Linked DNA regions of Homo sapiens: region 2 is linked to region 1. A link is a contact called in ENCODE Hi-C data. All regions are on one chromosome and are shown on one strand. Each heading gives the region's core, a stretch centred on a gene start or an enhancer-like site at or near the end of the contact. The rest is flanking DNA. Distances are from core to core; before and after follow the strand shown.

Evidence for each region. A loop is a pair of places that touch in the nucleus more often than their neighbours do. Pooled maps may share reads with other maps.
Region 2: a map with no recorded cell type shows a loop between it and region 1 (3-fold over the local background). The contact joins two enhancer-like sites. A Hi-C loop is called at or near these places in 2 of 37 single-sample maps with no recorded cell type and 5 of 50 pooled maps.

The regions. Positions count from the first base shown.
Region 1 is chr9:71,794,001-71,797,988 of GRCh38, reverse strand. No RefSeq gene overlaps it. Among named protein-coding and RNA genes, the nearest start is that of CEMIP2, 27 kb to the right of the region's middle. RefSeq lists enhancers at 2,497-2,586, 3,123-3,671, 3,672-3,988. Within about 2 kb of position 2,453, at least 5 of the 41 ENCODE cell types and tissues checked have a DNase peak (open chromatin) inside an H3K27ac peak, as active enhancers do.
Region 2 is chr9:72,463,464-72,467,720 of GRCh38, reverse strand. No RefSeq gene overlaps it. Among named protein-coding and RNA genes, the nearest start is that of TMC1, 56 kb to the left of the region's middle. Within about 2 kb of position 2,584, at least 3 of the 41 ENCODE cell types and tissues checked have a DNase peak (open chromatin) inside an H3K27ac peak, as active enhancers do.

The sequences.
Region 1 (3,988 bases), core at 1,204-3,703:
GCAACAATAACAGCAACAACACAATTTGAAAAGAGAAAACAAGTGAGACTAAGATGAACCATAAACAGGCGTTAGTTTTATTAGTATTGGGTAGCTGACCAAAGTATTTGCTGTGCTGATACATAAATAATGCCCTATGAGAGGATTCTTTTCTGCTGTGCAAATCAAATTCAAGAAACGTGCCAGAAGAAACAGCACAGTGTAGACTGAGTTGCACAGTAGTTCCTTCGCAATGCTGAAGTGGGTAGAGTAGACCAATTTATTGATTTATTTTTAGACAACATGTTTATCTTTTTGTATTTGTGCTTTAATACAGTTAAGAGAGCCAATAAATAGTTGTCATGGGTAGCCTGGTTTTAGGTCTAAAAGTCTCACAGATACACATATCTTATCTCTTGATTCATTTTGACCTGATAGCCATGTCAGGGATTTTTTCCCATGTGAAGCTACTGAAGTGAAAATAGCTGTATATCCTGTAGACACTTGGAGGGCTGTGATTCAGGGGAAGAATCTTCCCATTTCCTCCTATGAAGAGATGGAAAGAGGAAGGCTTGCATCTCATACAGAAGCTTTGATGGATTACTCATCTCGTGCTTTCCTTGGTGTCTGTCCTTGGGACATTTTTTCACATCAGGTCAAAGTCAAAACCAACAATCACACAAAGAAACTAACAGAGACAACTACATAGATGAACATCCTTACTTTTCCTTTATAAATCTTTTAGAAATGAAAAATACTGAGATTATAAACCACCATCCCCAGTAAAAATTCTCAGCACTGAGGCCCTAATGGGCTTCCCTTTGATGCAGGGCAGGTAAGCCCCAAAGCTGGGGCTTAGCCAGCGAGAGTTCTTGCCTTGCCTTTGCCCAGGAAAGAATTCAAGAGCCAGCTGGTCATGTTAGAAAGCACCTTTTTTTTTTTTTTTTTTTGAGACAGAGTCTCAAAGGCTTGGGTGCAGTGGCATGGTCACAGCTCACTACAGCCTCAACCTCCCAGGCTCAAGTGATCCTCCTACCTCAGCCTCCTGAGTAGCTGGGACCACAGGTGCATGCCACCATGGCTGGCTAATTTTTGTATTTTTAGTTGGGACAGTATTTTGCCATGTTGCCCAGGCTGGTCTCAAACTCCTGGGCTCAAGTGATCCGCCCACGTCAACCTCTCAAATTGCTGGGATTACAGGCATGAGCCACTGCGCCTGGCCTAGACAGCAACTTTTATTGAAGCAGCAGTGTACAGCAGCAGCAGAGGTACTGGTTCTGTGGAGAAGGCCACCCCACAGGCAGTGTGCCCAGAGTGGCAGCTCAGAGGCAGTTCTGCAGTCATAGTTATACCCACTTTAAATTACATGCAAATCAAGGGGTGGATTATGCAGAAATTTCTAGAAAAAGAGTGGTAACTTCTGAGTCATTGGGTCATTGCCATGGAAAGGGGCAGAAATCTCTGGGTGTTGCCATGGCAATGGTAAACTGACATGGCACTCTTGTGGGCATGTCTTACAGAGAGGTATTTTTATCTCTTCCCTGTTTTAGCTAGTCCTCAATCTGGTCCAGTTTCTGAGCATCACCTCCAGAGTCCCACCTCCTATCTCACCTTGTAGACAACATTTCACATGTGTTGTCACAACTCATTGCTGGAGGAATCAAGCATGTCCTTTGGGACTCTACTGGGAGGGGACTGTACTGGGAGGGGACCGTACTGGGAGATGGCTCTTGGAAGCTTGTGCTTGGTTACTTCTGGACCTCGCCCATGTGCCTTTTCCCTTTGCTAATTTTTCTTTGCATCTATTTACTGTAATAAATTTTAGCCATGAATGTCATTATATTTAGATTTCTAGCAAATCACTAACCTGGGAGTGGTCCTGTAGATCCCTGACACAGCCTCCTTTACTAGATTTTTCTAAGTATTAAGTGTGATTATATTGGCATTATATTATAATAATAAGTAATTAATAATAAACACTAATAAATGAAAGATAGCAAAATTACCTTATGATAACATGGAAAACTTGAGTCATATGCTAAAGGACATGAGATGGAAAAAGAGCATTAGCCAAGCCTGAAATTTTCTGCACATTTTCCAAAGTGGATTTTTAAAAAATAACCGCAAATAAGTGCAGAGCTTTTTTTTACACTAGAACAATTAGGATGCCTTATTATTGTCTGAACTCTTCTGCTTGCTTGAGTCAATGAAAACTTTACACATATTGGCTAGATATATTCTCAGATATCTTCTGCATGTAAGCAAAGGGGAGAAATATTGTGCCGTTCTGAGCCTTTGAGAAAATTTGCCTTACCCACTTCCTGTGTTTAAAGAAAGGCAATGTATTAATATCTGGCAAGAGCACATTTGAGATCGAGACAAGAAGACAACAGGATGTACTTTCTTCTTGTCAAGATAGAACTTCATGCCTGGCTAATCAACTAGAAAGTCTGATTTTTGCATGCCTCAGGAAAAAGCAATCATAGGTGGTTTTGAGAGGAGGGTTCTCTAGTGTTTCCTTCCCTCAGAGCCGAGATCTTACATGTAAATTGATGCACTTCTTCCTGGGGCATCCAGCTTTCAACCACCTTCACATTATGTTTAGCAAAAATAGATGAAAATTTGTAGCCATGTGCATATTTTGATTACTGCTCCCGCTCATATACTCAGTGACATGAAAGACTGCCAAGCTTACATAGGACCTAGCGCAAGAAAAGGCTCCGCAGCAGGTCTGGGCCCTGTCGCTTGGGCCATATGATCCTGCAGATACACTTGCATTGGAGGTATCAGTTATGAGAAAAGATGCTATGTGTTCAGTGTGCAGATAGGTAGATTAAAAAGAGAGAAAGATGCTATATGGGTTTTGTGGCAAGTGCCAGTGGAAGAATCACAACTCAAGGCCTTGGGAATCTGGAGCAAGGCTATGCCATCTCTGGTGGAGAATCACATGCCTTTGGAAAAACTACTCCTACCATGCTACAAGGCTCTGGTAGAGACAGAAAGCCTGCCAATGGTTGCCAAGTGACCAGGCAGTGAAACTTCTCATTGTGATCTGGGGCAAATCAACCAAGTTATAAGATAAGGGGACACCAGCAGGAATTCATCCTAAAATGAAGGTGCTGCCGGACTGAAGAGAAGCAGGACCAGAGGGCAGAAGTAAGCTGCATGAGCAGCAGCGCAGACTGCCAATGTACCTACCACTGTTTTCCCATTGCTGCGCCCTCATAGCTGAATGGGGGATTCTTCATTGCAAGTTGAAAAAAGAGAAATTTGAGCTTGCTTTGTAGATTGCTCTGCCCTATGTATGAGTGCAAGCTGGAAGTGGATGGTAGCTTCTCCACAGTCTGCTCAAAGGTGGTCTTGAGAGACAGTGGCAGGGGAAAATCCTCCCAATAGGCAGTGCTTTGAGGAGGGCACTTGGCTAACCACTTTGTGTGGAAAGAGAAGTAGCTTGAGGTTAGGATATATACAAACTCATGAGCAATGGCAAATGGTCTGGTCAGCTGATTTGGGACTTGGAGGGAAAAAGATTGGAGGTCTAGGGGAGAGGGATGTGGATAGACATACGGGAATGAGCATAAAGTGCATAAAATGTGAACATCCACCAGAGAGCACCCTCAAAAGAGTCACTAAAAACCAAGTAGCCAAAATGTCCTAGCCAGTTGACTGACAGACATCTCTGTCATTGGCCACCCCAGTGTTGGCATGATAGACACACGAATCAAGTGACCGTGGTAGCAGAGATTGAGGTCACTCATGGAACAAGCATTGTGGATTCCCATTTACCAAGACTGCCACTACAAAACGTGCAGCTGCCAGCAACAGAGACTAGGGAAGAAGTTGACTACATTGGGCCCCTTTCATTCTGGAAGGGCCAGCAGTTCATTCTCAAGAATAGAAACATTTTCTGTGTCTGGATTTGCCTTTTCCTGAATTCTGGGCCTCAGGCAGAGCCGCTGTGGTCTGTATCTCAGGACAGGGCTCCCAGGCCAATGCATTCTTCCTTGTT
Region 2 (4,257 bases), core at 1,335-3,834, 670 kb before region 1:
TATGCATCTTTGAGTAGCAGAGTGACCTGCAGGTGATAATTTAACTTGTATTGGAATTTTTGCTATATATTAAAAAGTCTCCTATCCATGGAGTGGATAACTTGTTAAAAAGGAATAAAAGCTATTCTACCCCCAACCCCAGGAAAGGGCAGTGGACCGAGTCTTGTGTTTCTAAAGCCCAAGCCCTTCTAATGGCCCTTTAAGTTTCACTGTGGGAAGAAAGAACAGAGGGTACCATTTCTATTTTAGAAGGATGAAGAAGGAAAGAAACCCAGACCTTGAGGAAATTCTAGAATTCAAAAAAGGAATAGTGATTGTCCTTTCTGAGACAGGGAGATACCTGGACGTGCTTTGGTTTGGTGAATGACAGTAGAGGGGCATGGCTGTGCAGAGGGTTCTGAACTGTCAGAGAGCAAGTTGTATTATGCTTTTATGCCACTCTCCTTCAAAGTCCATGCTACTCAGCAGCAAACTGTATAAGTTGACATGTTGCTAATCCCTGATGCCACAGGGCCAGAGGTACAATAGAAAATTTGTGACCCCAGCAGATCCCAGTGAAAGCAGCAGTGAACAGGGATTCACCAGGGCCCTTAGTCACTTGAGAATGGAACCTGGCACACTATGTGTGGGTGCACAAGTCCCTAGGAATCCAAATAACCCAGGCGAAGGGGTTGGGAGGTCAGGAGTGTGATCATGGAATTTCCTTAATTCTGCAGGTAGAGCCTAGAGCCATTTCCATTTTAATCTGAAAGTAAGAAATATGCCATGCAGTTCATCACAGAGTGCAAAACACCTCCTACTTGTTAAATAGTTGGTTCTCCCCCTCTTGTTTTTCTTTTTTGGCTTCTAACACACTAAGCACACATATTTATTATATAAACCATAATGTTCATAATTGGGGTTTCACAAATATGTTGGCATTTTTTTCATCAATTATTTATTCAGTCAGCATCTGATAAAGAGAAACAGACAAACTACTGGGGCCCACCTACCCTGGAGTAGGTACTTAACATAATGAAGTCAGTTAAATTCTGCATTTAAGACATTAACAGTGAGCTGTGGCAATACAGCATAGTGAAGGCCTAACCCAGGCAGGAGCTTCCTAAAAGAGGTAACATTTGACTTGAATCCTGTTGCATGGGAAAGAGTTTACTCTTTCTTTCATATCCATTCTTTCAGTGAAGACACCACCAGCCAATGCAAGTCTCTACCAGAAGCATATCTGTGAATTCCCCTTCCCCTTATTCAGACAGGCACCATCTCAATCTCATCTTTCCTAGCTCTTCAAAACTCTTTTGACCCCATTTATTTCAAGTGCCACATTAAGGTAAGAGTTTCAGCTGGGACTGGAATTTCTTACTCAAGGTAGCAACCCATTCATCACCTTTAGTTCTTCTATCTCTTCCCAATTTCATGTACCTGCCCCCACCTCCCACAGAGTTAACCAGCCAGATCCACAGTGATGGGTCTCTTGAGCGAAACAGAAGAATCAAACATTTGTAGGTAGAGAAAGGGATCTGATAGGAAATACTTGTAGGTCTGTCACATTCCTGGAACCCATTCATTCTACCCTTTTTTATTATGACTGCTAAACAGTCACAATTTAACTCAACCCATATTCATTGAATATTCCTGGTAGATACTTTGGGCAGTGAAAGATGAGAAAGCTGGGAGCTATTAGAGTATAGTGGCTTAGAACATAGGCTCTGAAGCCAGGTTTAGGTTTAAATTCTAGATTATCCAACCCAGAGACTCTCACGTTTCCCGCCAACCTCCTTCCTCCAAACCAAGAAGGATGGGTCACTACACCACTGTTTAGGAGCTGCTACTTCTAATGAGAATGTAGCATACTCCTAACAGTGAAAAAATATATTAAGAACTGCTAAGATGATTCACCTAAAAGGCCCAATACATGCCTGGCACATTGTAAGTATAAACAAATGACTGCTTTAGGTAAAGGAAATATAAATAGAAAATGTGGGTGTGTAGCTGCTTTTTCCTGTCTGGGATTTACTGGCTAGTATGAGTGTCGTACACATGTTATACTAGTTACACACATTTAAGACTCATGTCTTCTTCATCCTTATGCAAAAACACTTTACTACAATACCAGTTAATGATTTCTCATTTATAAAACTGTTCCAAGTCTTGTACATCTCAAAAAGTTAATTTTCCTCTATTTTTTCCTTCTAAATTCCCCCAAGCTATTAATTTTCAATATGAAGTTGCCATAATTAAACTTTTTCTTAAAGAAGAAATAAACCTCTTTAGTCATGAGAACAGAGCTCAGTCCACATCAGAGGCAGTTATTGTGAATTCCTCCCTAAATTATTCAAACTGAGCATATGTCCAATTCAAACTGCTTTCACTCAAAAATGAAATCCTTACAGGACGATAGAGAGTAAACATGAGAAGTATACCCCTGCTATTTTTTGCCTCCCCTACAAATTGTTTCCATCCGTGTCTGAAGTGCCAGTCTGTTTTCATGAATTTTAATTAAAACTGGCACCAGATTGCTGCTGGGGATAAGGGTTGGACTGGGAGGGAATGGAAGCATTTTGACATCTGCCGAACTCCGGATAAGCTGTGAGGTTTGCACTTGAGATTGGCTTCCTGAATGCAAGGAGGAAGCTAGTGAGAGACCAGACTTTCTGGCCGGTCTAGTAGCAGACATCAACCTCTGAGGTTTTCTCGATGGACAAATACAAAAGGCATAACTTCTGCAGTATGCTGAAATTGACGGAGAAAAAAGAGAACTGCTAGAATCAGATATGAACTTGATCTAATGAAGAAATCCTATGACGTAATGAAGAAGAATTGAAGAGAGCTTTCGCCAATGCCAGTGGTACTGTTAGAGACTATGGTTGTTCCCAGACAGGAAAAATCTTGAAGAGATGTGACCTTTGAGATGTGAAATTACGTATCTCTTTTGGCCAGAAAAGACATAGAGGAGGCATCTGATTTAGCAAAACTTGTAGTATGAAAGTTGCCTCTTTGCAGCTCAACAAATACCAAATACATTTACATTGTTGGGGCAGAATAGAATTTTTTCTTAAAAGAATTCACTTCTTGCCCTGACATAAAGTAAACAAAGTCAATATCATTAAAGTCAGTCCTCCCTTGACACCAGGAAAACTGTGCCATCCCCAAACATACCCAGCATCTGTGAAATCTGTAATCATACAATGATTTCCCCAGAACAAAAGCAAATAGACAGTAGCAAGGGTGTTAGTTAGCTAGATGGCTATGGAAGGTACTGCACAAAGCAAATTTAATCAATAATAGCTCTAGTATTTAAATAGCCAGAAATAAGGATAAACAATATGAATGTGGAAAATGTAAATATACAAGCAAGCATGTGCCAATATGAAATACGCATGGCTACAGAAGTGCATGTAGAGGAGTAATGGTGATTTGTGTCACTCTGCCCAGGCCTTCAGCAGGTCAAGGGGAGTTCAGTCAAAGGAAAGGTCAGGCAGCAATAAATCCAAGATATCCCAGTAGGAAGGTTGCATCCATACATCATTGTCTAAATCAGTGGCTTCTAAATTTTTTGACCTATCCACCTATAAGTAAAACAAAATTTAAGCATACACTTTCAATTTGTGTGTGTGTGTGTGTGTATATATATGCACACACATGTACTATACATAGTATATACATGTGTGTAGTATTATGTGATAGTATATGCATGTACTATTATACTAGCATATAATATAGATAAAAATATACAAAGAGACAATTTTTAAATTTTTATTTCAGGTTTGAGGATACATATAAAGGCTTGTTACATATATAAACACATGTCATGGGGGTTTATTGTACACATTATTTCATGACCCAGATATTAAGTCCAGTACCCAGTAGTTGTCGTTTCTGCTCCTCTCCTTCCTCCCACCCTCCCTCTCAAGTACACCCCAGTGTCTGTTGTTTCCTTCTTTGTGTTCATAGGTTTTTATCATTTAGCTCCCATTTATAAGTGAGAACATGTGATATTTGGTTTTCTGTTCCAAAATAGACATTTTTAAAGGATGAAATCAAGATAACCCAGTGGTTTGTTTTACTTCTATCTTATTAATTTACAAAGACATCTTTCTGTTTTCACTTTTAAAAATCATTAAGACTACTAAAATGTGTAAACAGTGTGATTTAATATACTTAATTATGTTTTAAAATCTTTGTGATTCAGTCTGGCATTATGTTTATTATTTCTGGATTTAATCTTAATGATTGTCATAACAAAAAAGTTAATTCCTA